Regions from separate parts of the Homo sapiens genome. Here region 2 is linked to region 1. Evidence: read pairs that join two places in POLR2A ChIA-PET (ENCODE). Cell type or tissue: Caco-2. All regions are shown on one strand. Each heading gives the region's core, and the rest is flanking DNA. Links, peaks and the distances in the headings are about the cores only.

Evidence for each region. Peaks named below come from ENCODE experiments on the same cell type or tissue, not always from the same donor. Only the 100,000 strongest peaks of a DNase experiment are listed, where the experiment ranks them.
Region 2: POLR2A ChIA-PET joins it to region 1 with 5 read pairs; 4 of 35 experiments call an interaction of 5 or more read pairs at or near these places.

The regions. Positions count from the first base shown.
Region 1 is chr4:147,785,061-147,791,410 of GRCh38, forward strand. The region is part of intron 1 of ARHGAP10 (Rho GTPase activating protein 10); the gene reads left to right. Among named protein-coding and RNA genes, the nearest start is that of MIR4799, 5.6 kb to the left of the region's middle. In Caco-2, for the core only: no CTCF peak of the experiment used is centred there; a DNase peak (open chromatin) is centred at 3,494.
Region 2 is chr4:147,660,155-147,666,504 of GRCh38, forward strand. PRMT9 (protein arginine methyltransferase 9) reads right to left here. Exons shown (of 12, transcript NM_138364.4): 7 at 692-884. Among named protein-coding and RNA genes, the nearest start is that of PRMT9, 21 kb to the right of the region's middle. In Caco-2, for the core only: no CTCF peak of the experiment used is centred there; no DNase peak of the experiment used is centred there.

The DNA.
Region 1 (6,350 bases), core at 577-5,576:
AAATGTATGGACGACTATTTTCTAAAAAAAAAAAAAAAAAGAATAACATCTAAGCTAAAGGGAAAGAACAGCTCTGAATATTGACTTGTTTAGCTTTCATTAGTACTTAACATTGAAACAGAGTTTTTGAATGTTCAGGCATCACTAAATCTAAAAATAAAATCACAAGGCTGTAGTTTTGCTTTTAGATTTCCCAGTTTTCAAGTGATGGCTTGTTGTGTTTTATTTCTTCTGTTGTGTCTCCAATCCAGTGCTCCATTTTTGCTTCTTTCTGTTCTCTGGTCCCGGATTTGACATGTATTGGTACAGATTCCCAGTTGCTTTCAAAAGGTGCCTTGAGAACTTTAGGCATAAGTGAAAGCTGTATTGTGCCCGTCAGATCAATAGTGTGTAACTTTTAGAACACAAATATTGCAAAGATAATGTTTATGATACCATAAGTCCTGCCATGAATTCCCTGAGCATCCCATGGGTGTATGTATATGATATCTAGGACATAAATGACATGTAGTTTATGCTTTCAAACAGAAGTCATCCAGACAACCTTCCCTCCCCCTACAACATTATCATGTCTGAGCTCTTTTTTCTTAAAATGAAAATACTAAGCTGCTTGAAGAAATGTACTGCTAAGAGGACAGGCATTTGATTTTCACTCTGTCATTGTTAGCTGTGACTTTGGCCAATTAGTGTGGATTTTCAGCAATTATTTCATATAAGGAAGATTGTACTCTGAGATTTTAATATAATAGATTTCTAAATAATTATAAAGGCATAGCTCATAGTTGACTTAAGTGATGCTCATTTTCTTTATCCTTTAGATAGGCAAACCACTCCCTATTTTCATAATTTGTCACCAAATACATTTTTCAAGTCTCTAGTAGTGAAAAACTGAGTGTATTAACTCCTTTTACAGGTCAAACTTCTTTCTGATTTCGGGAAAATTGAGATTTGTGTGTTTATTGACAAGAATTTTTCTGAGGTAGATTGTTGAAAAGCTGTTGGTTTCCTAATTTCCAGGTGCATGGTTGCTTTTTTGGTTAAAAGTAAGACAGGGGGAGACCCTGGGCTGAGGAGCTGTGAAATCTCTAAAGAGGTCTGTGAAGTAGGTTATTAAGAGGAAGTAACCTTATTAGCTGGTAGCTGGAGAGCCTGGAAGCCTCTCTTAAGCAGCTGCATCATATCCAAGAACTGATTTGCATTCATGTTACTATGAAAACAGATCAAATTGTGTCTCTAAATGTGTTTGTTTTGTGAATCTGGAAACAACAACATTCAGGTTATGTGACCACCTGAGTAACTGCCCGGTGAGACTGGGAAGTCTAGGAGCCTGCTGCGGCATCCTGAAAAGCAGCTTAGTTCTTAGCAATGGCAGGGAGAAGTGGCGTGAGTCTCAAAATCTGTAGGAAGGATTTTCTTTTTCCGCTTTTTCATTGATCTCTTTCCCTTAACCCAGATACTTTCCCATCTGCAGGAGCAAAAGGGGGGAAAATTCCATGAAACGTTGAGTTTCAATGTACAGCAGTAGGAAAAAAGTTTTAATGTTTCAAAGGATAATGGAGGATAAATGGTAACTTAAAGCATTGGTAAATATTATGCAGGTCGTGCATATGGGATGGCATACATATGGGATGGCATAGATTAGTTTTTGTGTTGGAATTTATTCAACAGTGATTACTATCTTGAACCTGTAAGACCTGTTAAAGCTATTTGAGGGTATGGGTGGAGGAAAGGTGGGTTACAGAAATGAGTCTGTATTCAGCCTGTGCTGTCTTTCCTCCTGCCCTTTCTTTGTTCAACACTCCCTGCTCCACAGTTCTCTGCTGTCCTCACTCTTGTGACAGTGGCCTTCTCCAGGGTCACACCTCTGACCTCCCTGGACTCAGTTTAGAGGATGCTTTTCATTTCTTATCTCCACCTCTTGGGAGCATGTGATATGTTGTCAGTCACTTTTTTGTTCCTGAAGTGCTTTCTTCTCTATTGTGAAGGGACCTGGAGTGCTCGGCCTGTGTGCTGAAGAATGTGCAGCTCTTCTCACTAGTCATATCTCCTCAGCAGATGACCAAGGTGGAAGCTAGAAGATCAGGGTTGTCACATAATCGGGTGCTGGAGGCTTTAGAAGCAAGGAGGGTATTTTCAGTGGGAGGATCAGGTGTGACATTCTGGTAGAAGTAGTATTTATTTATTTATTTTTTCTTTTCCTTGGGATTTGAGATGCACTTGGCACAGTGAGGGCTCAATATTTGAATGAATAAAGGCAGGGTTGAAACACACAGATGAGGGAGGAGTATTTTCAGTTTAGGAAACACATGAACACAACATCAGCAGGGGGAGAAGATGAAGCTCATGAAGGTGAAAATGAATCACTCTCTTGGCTGAGTGGAGTGATGGAAGCGGTGGGGGAGGAGGCTCGCAAATGTGTTCTTGCCAGACTGTGGAAGGCTGTGAGGATCAGCTAAGGAATCTGGGGGACTCTGGGCAGGAGAGGTGGTTGGAATTGGGAAAACTAATCTGGCAGCAGTTTGTTGAGTCAGATGGGATTAGAATGAGAAAAACCTCATTTTGGTCTCAGCTCTGGAGGGGACCAAAGTCTGAGCCCACTGCCTTCGTGCTTCCCTGGCTCAGCCCTCACAACCAATTCCCCTGTTGTCCTTCTCATTTCACCTGGCCACCTGGTGCCATGACCAGTGACCACTGAATCCTGTCGCCTTGTGTGCACAGCCTATGGAGTAGTAACAGAACCTCATCTTTGGAAGTCATGATGCCTGGGGGGAAGACAGCAGCAGCGTGACTGGAGTTAATGTGAGGCACCCGACCTGTGAGGGTTAGAGGGTCTGTGACTTAGAAAGTGAATAAGGAGGGTACCTTTGATAGGATTAGGAATAAGGGGCTTAAGGCAAAATCAGGGCTAAGAATTTAAAACCCAAATAGTTCCCGGATGTGAGAAAACTTCGTGAGAATTTACTTTAGGATTTATCATCGGTTCCTCTCCACATCTCTTTTCCTTATATCCACAAACCAAACACACCCCTGCCGTTCCACATGGACACCATAAATAGCTCCTTTTAAAAAATTTGATTTTTTTTTTTTAAAAAGCGTTTCTGAAGGGCCAGGCATGGTGGCTTGCACGTGTAATCCCAGCACTTTGGGAGGCCTAGGTGGATGGATCACGAGGTTAGGAGTTTGAGACCAGCCTGACCAACATGGTGAAACCCTGTCTCTATTAAAAATAAAAAAAAATTAGCCAGGTGTGGTGGCATGCGCCTGTAATCTCAGCTACTCAGGAGGCTGGGACAGGAGAATTGCTTGAACCTGGGAGACGGAGGTTGCAGTGAGCTGAGATCACGCCATTGCACTTCAGCCTGGGTGACAGAGCAAGACTCCTTCTCAAAAAGAAAAAAAAAAGTGCTTCTGAGGTCCAGTGAAGGTATGAAGGAAAACTTGTGAAAGCACTTTTGTTTGTCCAGTCCTTGGTGAGATTAGGGGTGAGACCAAGGGTAAGGAGATCAGCACATGGGGCTGGGAAGGGCAGGTTCCTCCATTAACCTCTACCAGCCTGCTCTGCTCCTTTTTACACATTTGCGGTATTTGGTGTGTAGAATTTGCACAGTGGGTTATAAACAGTCTGATTATCTCAAATGATATCCATGCTTGATCTCTCTTGTTGGTAAAAATGGGGAACAATATTCTTGAGGTATTTGCTGAGAGCTCTAATTATCAGTACTTTAGCAGATTCCCATGACACCAGGAAATCTAGATATTTTCACATGCTTGAGAAAACATTCATGCTTTATTAAGCTACAAGCTGTACAGCAACATCTGGAAAGTCACTCAGATGGAATAAAACCAGGTTTTGGTTGAAACATCAGTTAATATTATGAAAGAATTATAAACATGATGTTCATGCCATAAACTTATCCGGTTCTTGCAGCAGCAGCTCTCTTCAGCTAATGAAATTTTCACAGAACTGATGATATCACTGAAAACTGCAAGGTGGTGACTGCTTTTGTGAGTGTGACCTCCCCTCTTAGCGTCTCCCACTGTCTTTGGGAGTGAGCACTGGGGAAGGAGGCTATTTTTGTGAACACTATCTGCTGCTTTCCATTCAGTCGTGGAGAAGTCAATTCAACTGTAAGCTTAAGTTCAGCATGGCATAATTATTATCTAAGCAATATTTCATCAAGGTGCATTTCTATTTAAGTGGGCTGAGGGCCACTTGGTTGTGTTTTCCACATATTTTATTTATGTTTGAGTCAGAGTCTCACTCTGTCACCAAGGCTGGTGTGCAGTGGCACGATCTCAGCTCACTGCTACCTCTGCCTCCCCGGTTCAAGCGATTCTTGAGCTTCAGCCTCCTGGGTAGCTCGTATTACAGGCATGTGCCACCATGCTTAGCTAATTTTTTTGTATTTTTAGTAGAGATAGGGTTTCACTCTGTTGACCAGGCTGGTCTTGAACTCCTGGCCTCGGCCTCCCAAAGTGCTGATTACAGGCGTGAGCCACCATGCCCGGCCCACATGTTTTAAATGACATATTTTAAATGACATTCCTAACTAATGCAATATTCTGATTTAGAAACTGAAGACACTTTGGCCACCTGGCCAAATCTCACATTTTAGATAGTTTTCAGGTAAATGGAGACTAACTGGCCTGCCCAGTGCACACAGCTAGGTGGTATCAGAACTCTGACCTTTTGTATTTTCACTTCCTATTTGGGTCTTTACCAAATAAGCAAAGCTTCATCTGTAAAACAGATGGAAGTCATTAAAAATCAGAGCATTCCTGTTGGTCCAGGGAGACAGGATGCAGATGATGTGTGGGAGTCTCATCAGCTCCCCAAGGCAGGGATTTATGAGGGCTCACATCGGAACCTTTCCTATTAGCAATTAAGAAGGTGTGTTCGTAATGAACAGAAAGGTGTGTTGGTGTGTGGATTTTTTTTTTTTTTTTTTTTTTTTTAAATCCTAGTCTCTTAGCTCAGGCTGCCATAACAAAATACCACAGACTGGGTGGCTCCAACAACAGACATTTAGTTCTCACAGTTCTGGAGGCTGGGAAGTCCAAGATCAAGGTGCTGGTATATTCGGTATCTGGTGAGGGCCCACTTCCTGACTTGCACGCCACCTTCTTGCTGTGTCCTCACTTGGGACACGGGAAGAGAGAAAGAGAAAACACATGCTTGAGTCTCCTTCTCTTACAATAATTCCATAAGGTGGGCTTCACCTTTGTGACCTCATCTAAACTTAATCAACTCCCAGAGGTGCCACCTCACATGGGGGTTAGTGTTTCAACATATGAATTTTGGGGGAAACGCAAACATTCAGTTCGTAACACCTAGTAATACCTTTAAAAAATGGGCTGTCTGGCAGAAAGTATGTTCTCAATTGTTGAGAAGATCCAGTGTATCAGTAATTATTATTCATACTCTCAAATATTCTAAGATGTAACAAAACATTTGAAAATATTCAGAGGTGACTAGATTAATAATTCGACTTTTTTCTACCTGCTTGTCCAGTTCATTAAGCAAATATTTACTTGAGCACCTCTTATGAGTCAGGCCCTGTGCTAGATTCTGTGCCAAAGGGATAATAAAAACCTGAGCTAGAGTAGCCCACATTTGGTGGCCAATGTTAAAGTTATATGCTGTTATTTTCTAACTATCATATTCAAATAAGTTTTATCAAGTTTCCTTCTGGTCGTGTCTTTCCTTTTGGATGAAATATTGTAAACATAGTACATAGAGAATACTATACTGAATACTTCAGTACTTGCATTTGGCCTTATCAGATTTTAATATTTGAAGGAAACAAGTCAAAATATTTTTTAATATAAGTAAATCTCTGTGAGAGTTGAAGGCTCCTGTGACCCCTCCTCATCCTGTGTCCTTACCATTCTATAAGTAACCACTATTGTGGATTTGGGATGTTTCATTGCCACATATGTTTTTATATGTGTACATATTATACATATTATATATGTATGAGTTTATGAGTAATGTAAGGTATATTGTTTTGAAACTTTATGAAAATAACAGCAAACTGTACATATTCTTTACTTTTTTTTTTTTTTTTTGAGACAGAGTCTCTCTTTGTCACCAAGGCTGGAGTGCAGTGGTGCGATCTCAGCTCACTGCAGCCTCTGTGTCCCAGGTTCAAGTGATTCTCCTGCCTCGGCCTCCTGAGTAGCTGGGATTACAAGCGCCTGCCACCATGTCTGGCTAATTTTTGTATTTTTAGCAGAGACAGGGTTTTGCTATGTTGGCCAGGCTGGTCTCAAACTCCTAGCCTCAGGTGATCTGCCTGCCTCAGCCTCCCGAAGTGCTGAGATTACAGGCATGAGCCACTGCGCCCGGC
Region 2 (6,350 bases), core at 962-5,961, 120 kb before region 1:
ATTCACATATTGAATAACTTGGGGGGAAATTATTTAATGTGAGCAACAATTTCCTCATCTGTGTAACACAAGGATAATTATAATTGTATGGCAGTATGTCATAAGAGCTGCCTAAGAACACAAGTGAAAGCACCTGGCACCCTATATATTCCCAACAATCTTAGGAGGGGTTTTCTCTGTATTTAAATAAGCAGGCTGGCACAGTGGCTCCTATGCCTGTAATCCTAACACTTGGGGAGGCCAAGGTCAGCAGATCGCTTGAGCTCAGAGTCTGAGACCAGCGTGGGCAACATGGCAAAACCGCATCTCTACTAAAAATATAAAAATTAGCCGGGCACAGTGGTACATGCCTGTAGTCCCAGCTACTTGGGGGACTGAGGCAGGAGGATTGCTTGAACCTGGGAGGTCGAGGCTGCAGTGAGCCGAGATGGTGCCACTGCACTCCAGCCTGGGTGACAGAGCAAGACACTGTCAAAGAAAGAAAAGAAAGAAAGGAAAGAAAAGCAAGGAAACCAAGGAAGAAAGCAAATAATTTCAGGAAGAAATTCTAATTACCCTTTAATCATTTTCTTTACATACAATAAGTGGAATCTTCATGCAAACTCATAAAATAAAGACTGTCTGTCCTATATATTATTTTAAACAATGCATGAAATTTAATGCTTGAAAATAGTAACTGAATTTTTTTCACCTGAAGGTTGTTGAAATCTACTGTCATAATTTCAAAGCACTCTGTCAAAGCCAAATATCCTCCAGGAACTCGACTCATCTTTTCAGTTGTATAAGGTTCAATTGTTTCTTCAGTATCTACAGAAGAATAAGCCGGACTCTGAAATTTCACATTTGTTGGCAAATGGATACCAGCAATGTCCTTAATACCCACTCTGGAGAGAGAGAAAATAGGGGAGGGGTAGGAAGATGGATTTTTTTAGAATCAAGTAACATATCTAATACTGAGTCCAGAAAAAAATACAAAAATGAAATAAAACCTCATGAGCAAAGATTTCTTAAACATAACTACATAATACACACACATATAAAACCACTAACTATAAAGGAAAACAACTATAAATAGGTCTATAATAAAATTAAGAATGTCTGCTCACTAAAAAAAAAAAAAAACACCCTGTAATAAAGTAAAAAGCAAGCAACTAAGATATTTGTAATAACTATATTCAATAAAGGGCTCATGTCCAAAATATATTTTAAAATTCCTACATATCAATAAAAAACAAAAATGGGCAAAAGACTTAGACACTTCACCAAAGAACATATCCAAATGGCCAATAAGCACATGAGAAAAGGTGCTCAGCTTCAACAGCCACCCAGGAAATGGAGTTAAAATCACAATGCAGGCCAGGCGCGGTGGCTCATGCCTGTAATCCCAGCACTTTGGGAGGCCAAGGCGGGTGGATCACGAGGTCAGGAGATCGAGACCATCCTGGCTAACACAGTGAAACCCTGTCTCTACTAAAAATACAAAAGATTAGCCGGGCGTGTTGGCGGGCGCCTGTAGTTCCAGCTACTTGGAAGGCTGAGGCAGGAGAATGCAGTGAACCCGGAAGGCTGAGCTTGCTGTGAGCCGAGATCACGCCACTGCACTCCAGCCTGGGCAACAGAGCGAGACTCCATCTCAAAAAAAAAAAAAAAAAAAAAAAATTCACAATGCATACTACGCATCTGACAGAATGGAAAAAAACAAGTAGTCAATAGCAAGTATGGTAAGGATACAGTCTCATACACCATTGGAGTATAAAATCAGTAAGATCACTTTGGAAGACTACTTTGTAGTACCAATTCGAGCTGAGCATACCTATTCAGATTCATTCTTAATGTAGGAACCTCACAGTGTTTGGCATTTCCACTTCTGAGAATATAGTCAACAGAAATTAATACATATTATCACCAAAAGAATGTTCAAGAATGTTTATAGCTACACTGCTTCTGATAGCGAAAAAAAACTGATATAACCTAAACATCTATCAGTAATATAACAGACAAATCTAGTATAGTCATATAATGGAGTATGATTCCGCAATGAGAATAAACAAACTAAACACAAAAGAAGCTAGGCACGCAAAAACAAGTCACACTGTATGGTTCTATTTGTATAAAATTCAAAACAAGCAACACTAATCTACGGTGTTAGAAGTCAGATAGTAGGTGCTCTAGGGAGAGTGGGGCACTGGTAAAGAGATGGGGTTTCTTCCTGCACACTTTATATTATATAGCGGTAATATTCTGGTCCTTGATGTCAGCACTGATTACCCAGGTCTATCAACTTCATGAAAATTCATCAAATCATAAACTTATGGCTTACACACTTGCTATAACAATGTTTGATGTCAACAAAAATTTACATTGGGCCAGGCATGGTGGTTTACACCTGTAATCCCAGTACTTTGGGAGGCCAAGGTGGGAGGATCACTTGAGTCCAGGAGTTAAAGACCAGCATGGACAACATAGCAAGATTCTTCTAAGTAAAATAAAATAAAATAGCCAGGTATGGTGGTGTGTGCCTAGAGTTCTAGTTACTTGGGAGGCTGAAGCAGGAGGATCACCTGAGCCTAGGAGTTCAAGGCTGCAATGAGCTATGATCACATCACTGCACTCCAGCCTAGGCAACAGAGCGAGACCCTGTCTCAAAAAAACAAAAAAAACAAAAAAGAAAATTTACAATGAAAATTTAAACATTTTGTAAAAGGAAACTACTCCAACCTCATCTCACCTTACCTCATCTCAGTGGCACTTTTTTAAGAGAATTTGCCTTTATAAAATTTCAAAAGTTCAAATAATCTACTTTTACAGATTATTACACTCTCAAAAGATGAATCAGCAAATGGAACTACTAATAATTTTTTTTTTTTTTTTTGAGACAGAGTCTTGCTCTGTCGCCCAGGCTGGAGTGCAGTGGCACAATCTCGGCTCACTGCAAGCTCAGCCTCCCCAGTTCACGCCATTCTCCTGCCTCAGCCTCCCGAGTGGCTGGGACTACAGGCGCCTGCCACCACGCCTGGCTACTTTTTTGTATTTTTAGTAGAGACGGGGTTTCACCATGTTAGCCAGGATGGTCTCGATCTCCTGGCCTCATGATCCGCCCGCCTCAGCCTCCCAAAGTGCTGAGATTACAGGCATGAACCACCGCGCCCAGCCTACTATGATTTCAATAACTCAAAATTAAAAGTCACAAGTTGAAACAAAAAAGATGTGACAATTTTTTGTGTGTGAGACAAGGTCTCATGCTGTCGCCCAGGCTGGAGTACAAAGGTGTGATCTTGGCTCACTGCAACAACCTCCATCTACCAGGCTCAAGCAATTCTCCTATCTCCACTTCCTGAGTAGCTGGGACTACAGGTGCATGCCACCACGCCCAGCTAATTTTTGTATTTTTTATAGAGACAGGGTTTCGCTGTGTTGCCCAGGCTGCTCTCAAACTCCTGAGCTCAGGCCATCTGCCCACCTTTGCCTCCCAAAGTCATGGTATTAAAGGCGTGAGTCACTGCGCCCAGCCAGACAATTTCTTGCTAATGTATTATAAACTACGTGAATATATATTGTCAAAACTTCAAGCCATATGGTAAAAAGTCCACCTTCACAGTACTCGTCCTCTCATTTCTTCACTGTTAAAAGTTTAATGTGTATCCTTCCATACCTTTTTTTAATATTTGTATATAACACTCTATTTGTACATTACTGAAACATTCTGTATCATTTGTGAGTAGGTTATATTCATCATGCCTATTTATCTCTCAAAAGATACTTGTGTATCTTTATTAAAAATGAGAATATTCTCTTAATCACAGCAATCAAATTCAGTATTATCTAACCTACAGTTCATATTCTGTATTTGTCAACTGAATCAAAAATCAATAATGCAGGCAGGGCACAGTGGCTCATGCCTGTAATCCAAGCACTTTAGGAGGCTAAGGCAGAAGGATCCCTTGAGTCCAGGAGTTCAACACAGCAAGACAGCAAGACCCTGTCTCTATAAAACTTTAAAAAATTAAGCAGACATAGTGGTGCACACCTGTGGTTGGCAGCTCCTCAGGAGGCTGAAGTAGGAGGATCACTTGAGCTTGGGAGGTCAAGACTGCAGTGAGCCATGATTGAGCCACTGTGCTCCAACCAGGGCAACACAGCAAGATCAAAATATACATATATAGTTTTTTTCCCCAATACAGGTCATAGTTTCAATTTAGCTGTCCTGTCTCTTTAATCTCCTTTCATCTTAAACAGTTCTTCATCTTTGCTTTGTCTCTCATGTCACTGACATTTTTTAAGAAGGTAGGCCAATTGTTTTACAGAATGGTCCCAACTAGGGTTTGTCCAAGGTTTTCTCACAATTAGATTGCAGGCTGTACATTTTGGATGTGGTACTATATAAGCAATGCATCCTCAAAGCATCAAATCTGGAGCAATCTTACTGTTGATGTTAGCTTTAATCACTTGGTTAAGATGTTGTGTGGTCACCAGGGCCTGTTGGGGGATAGGGGCAAGGGGAGGGAGAGCATTAGGACAAATAACTAATGCATGCGGGGCTTAAAACCTAGATGATGGGTTGATAGGTGCGGCAAACCACCATGGCACATGTATACCTATGTAACAAACCTGCATGTTCTGCACATGTATCCCAGAACTTAAAGTAAAATTAAATTAAATTAAATTTTTTAAAAAAACAGGCCGGGCACAGTGGCTCACACCTGTAATCCCAGCACTTGGGGAGGCCGAGGCAAGCAGATCACCTGAGGTCGGGAGTTCGAGACCAACCTGGCCAACATGATGAAACCCCTCTCTACTAAAAAAAAATACAAAAAATCAGCCGGGCATGGTGGCAGGCATGCCTGTAATCCCAGCTACTTGGGAGGCTGAGGCAGGAGAATCACTTGAACATGGGAGGTGGAGGTTGCAGTGAGCCAAGATCGCGCCACTGCATTCCAGCCTGGGAAACAAGAGCGAAACTCTGTCTAAACAAAAAAAAAAAAAAAAAAAGATGTTGTCTGGCTTCTTCCCTATATACTTACAATCTTTCCTTTTGTCGTAATTTGAAAGATACTTTGAAACTATATAAATGCCCTGATCCTCATCAGATTTCCCTCCATTGATTTAGGATCTATTGATGATTCTTGCCTTCCAAAAACTAATTCTGCCTCATTTTTTCTATACTATTAGTTGGCATTTACTGTAAGGACGAGCTGTACTTTTATCCCCATTTATGTATTTATTAATCTGCTTAAGATACATAGAAATTCAGGGATTCTTATTCAGTGGGTTTCAATCCATTAGGGCCCTTATTTATTTTGGTGATTAAATTGTCCCAGATTTGGCCAGTGGGAGAGTCTTCAAGCATGCTGCTGTGTCCTTTTGCTCCCCTTTCCCCCACCAAATCCCTTTTTGAGCACTTCCTCACTTTCTAATACAGGATGCCCCAGAATCATATTGAATCTATTCCACCCCAGTACTGGAATCAGCCATTGCTCCAAGAAGCTATAGTTCCTTTTGGTGAGAAATGGTATTTAAAAACCAAGATCTGGGTTCTAGGTATGCTCACTGCTCCTAAGATTATGCCTTGTCTTTCTCACTTAATAGTATGCCATAAACTTCCTTCCTTGTCTATACATGTACCTTAACCATTTTTTTGCATAATACTACATTAGGTGACTGTTACATCATAATTTATTGAAATACTTTCTTACTAATATAAACATTCAGATAATTTGTTTGCTTTGATTTTTCCAATTACAGTATTATAGTGAACATCCTTGTACACACATCACTGCACACATGTATGAGTATTTATCAGGATAGATTCCCAGACACGGAAATGCTAGATCAAGGACACAAACATCTTTAGTGTTGCTAGAAAAGGCCAAATCAAGCTACTAAAATGTTGCACTAACAGTGTATAAATTTTCCATAAACCTATGAGAAAATAAGATATCAAACAACTTTAATGTGCTAACATAAGCAGTTAGAAATTGTTATCCCATTGGTTTTAATTTCCATTTCTCTGATTAATAGACAATTATATTCATGCTTTGTTATAAAAGTTGCAAATATTTATCTCAGTCTGTCACTTGTTTTTTAACTTTATAGTATCCTTCACCAGATAGATTTTTTTCAATTGTTTTAAAATGTGGTCACATTTGTCAATGTTCTGTGGCTTCTGGGCCCTACTCTGTGTTTTGCTTTGGAAGGTCTCCATCAAATAGATTTTTTGGCCCTCAGATGTTTAACTCACCCAGAATTAAAAGTAGGGATCTAACTTTTTTCCCCAAATGAAGCACACCATTTCCATTTCCTGAATAGTTTATCCCTTCCCCCAATGATCTGAAATATCACACCTGTATCAT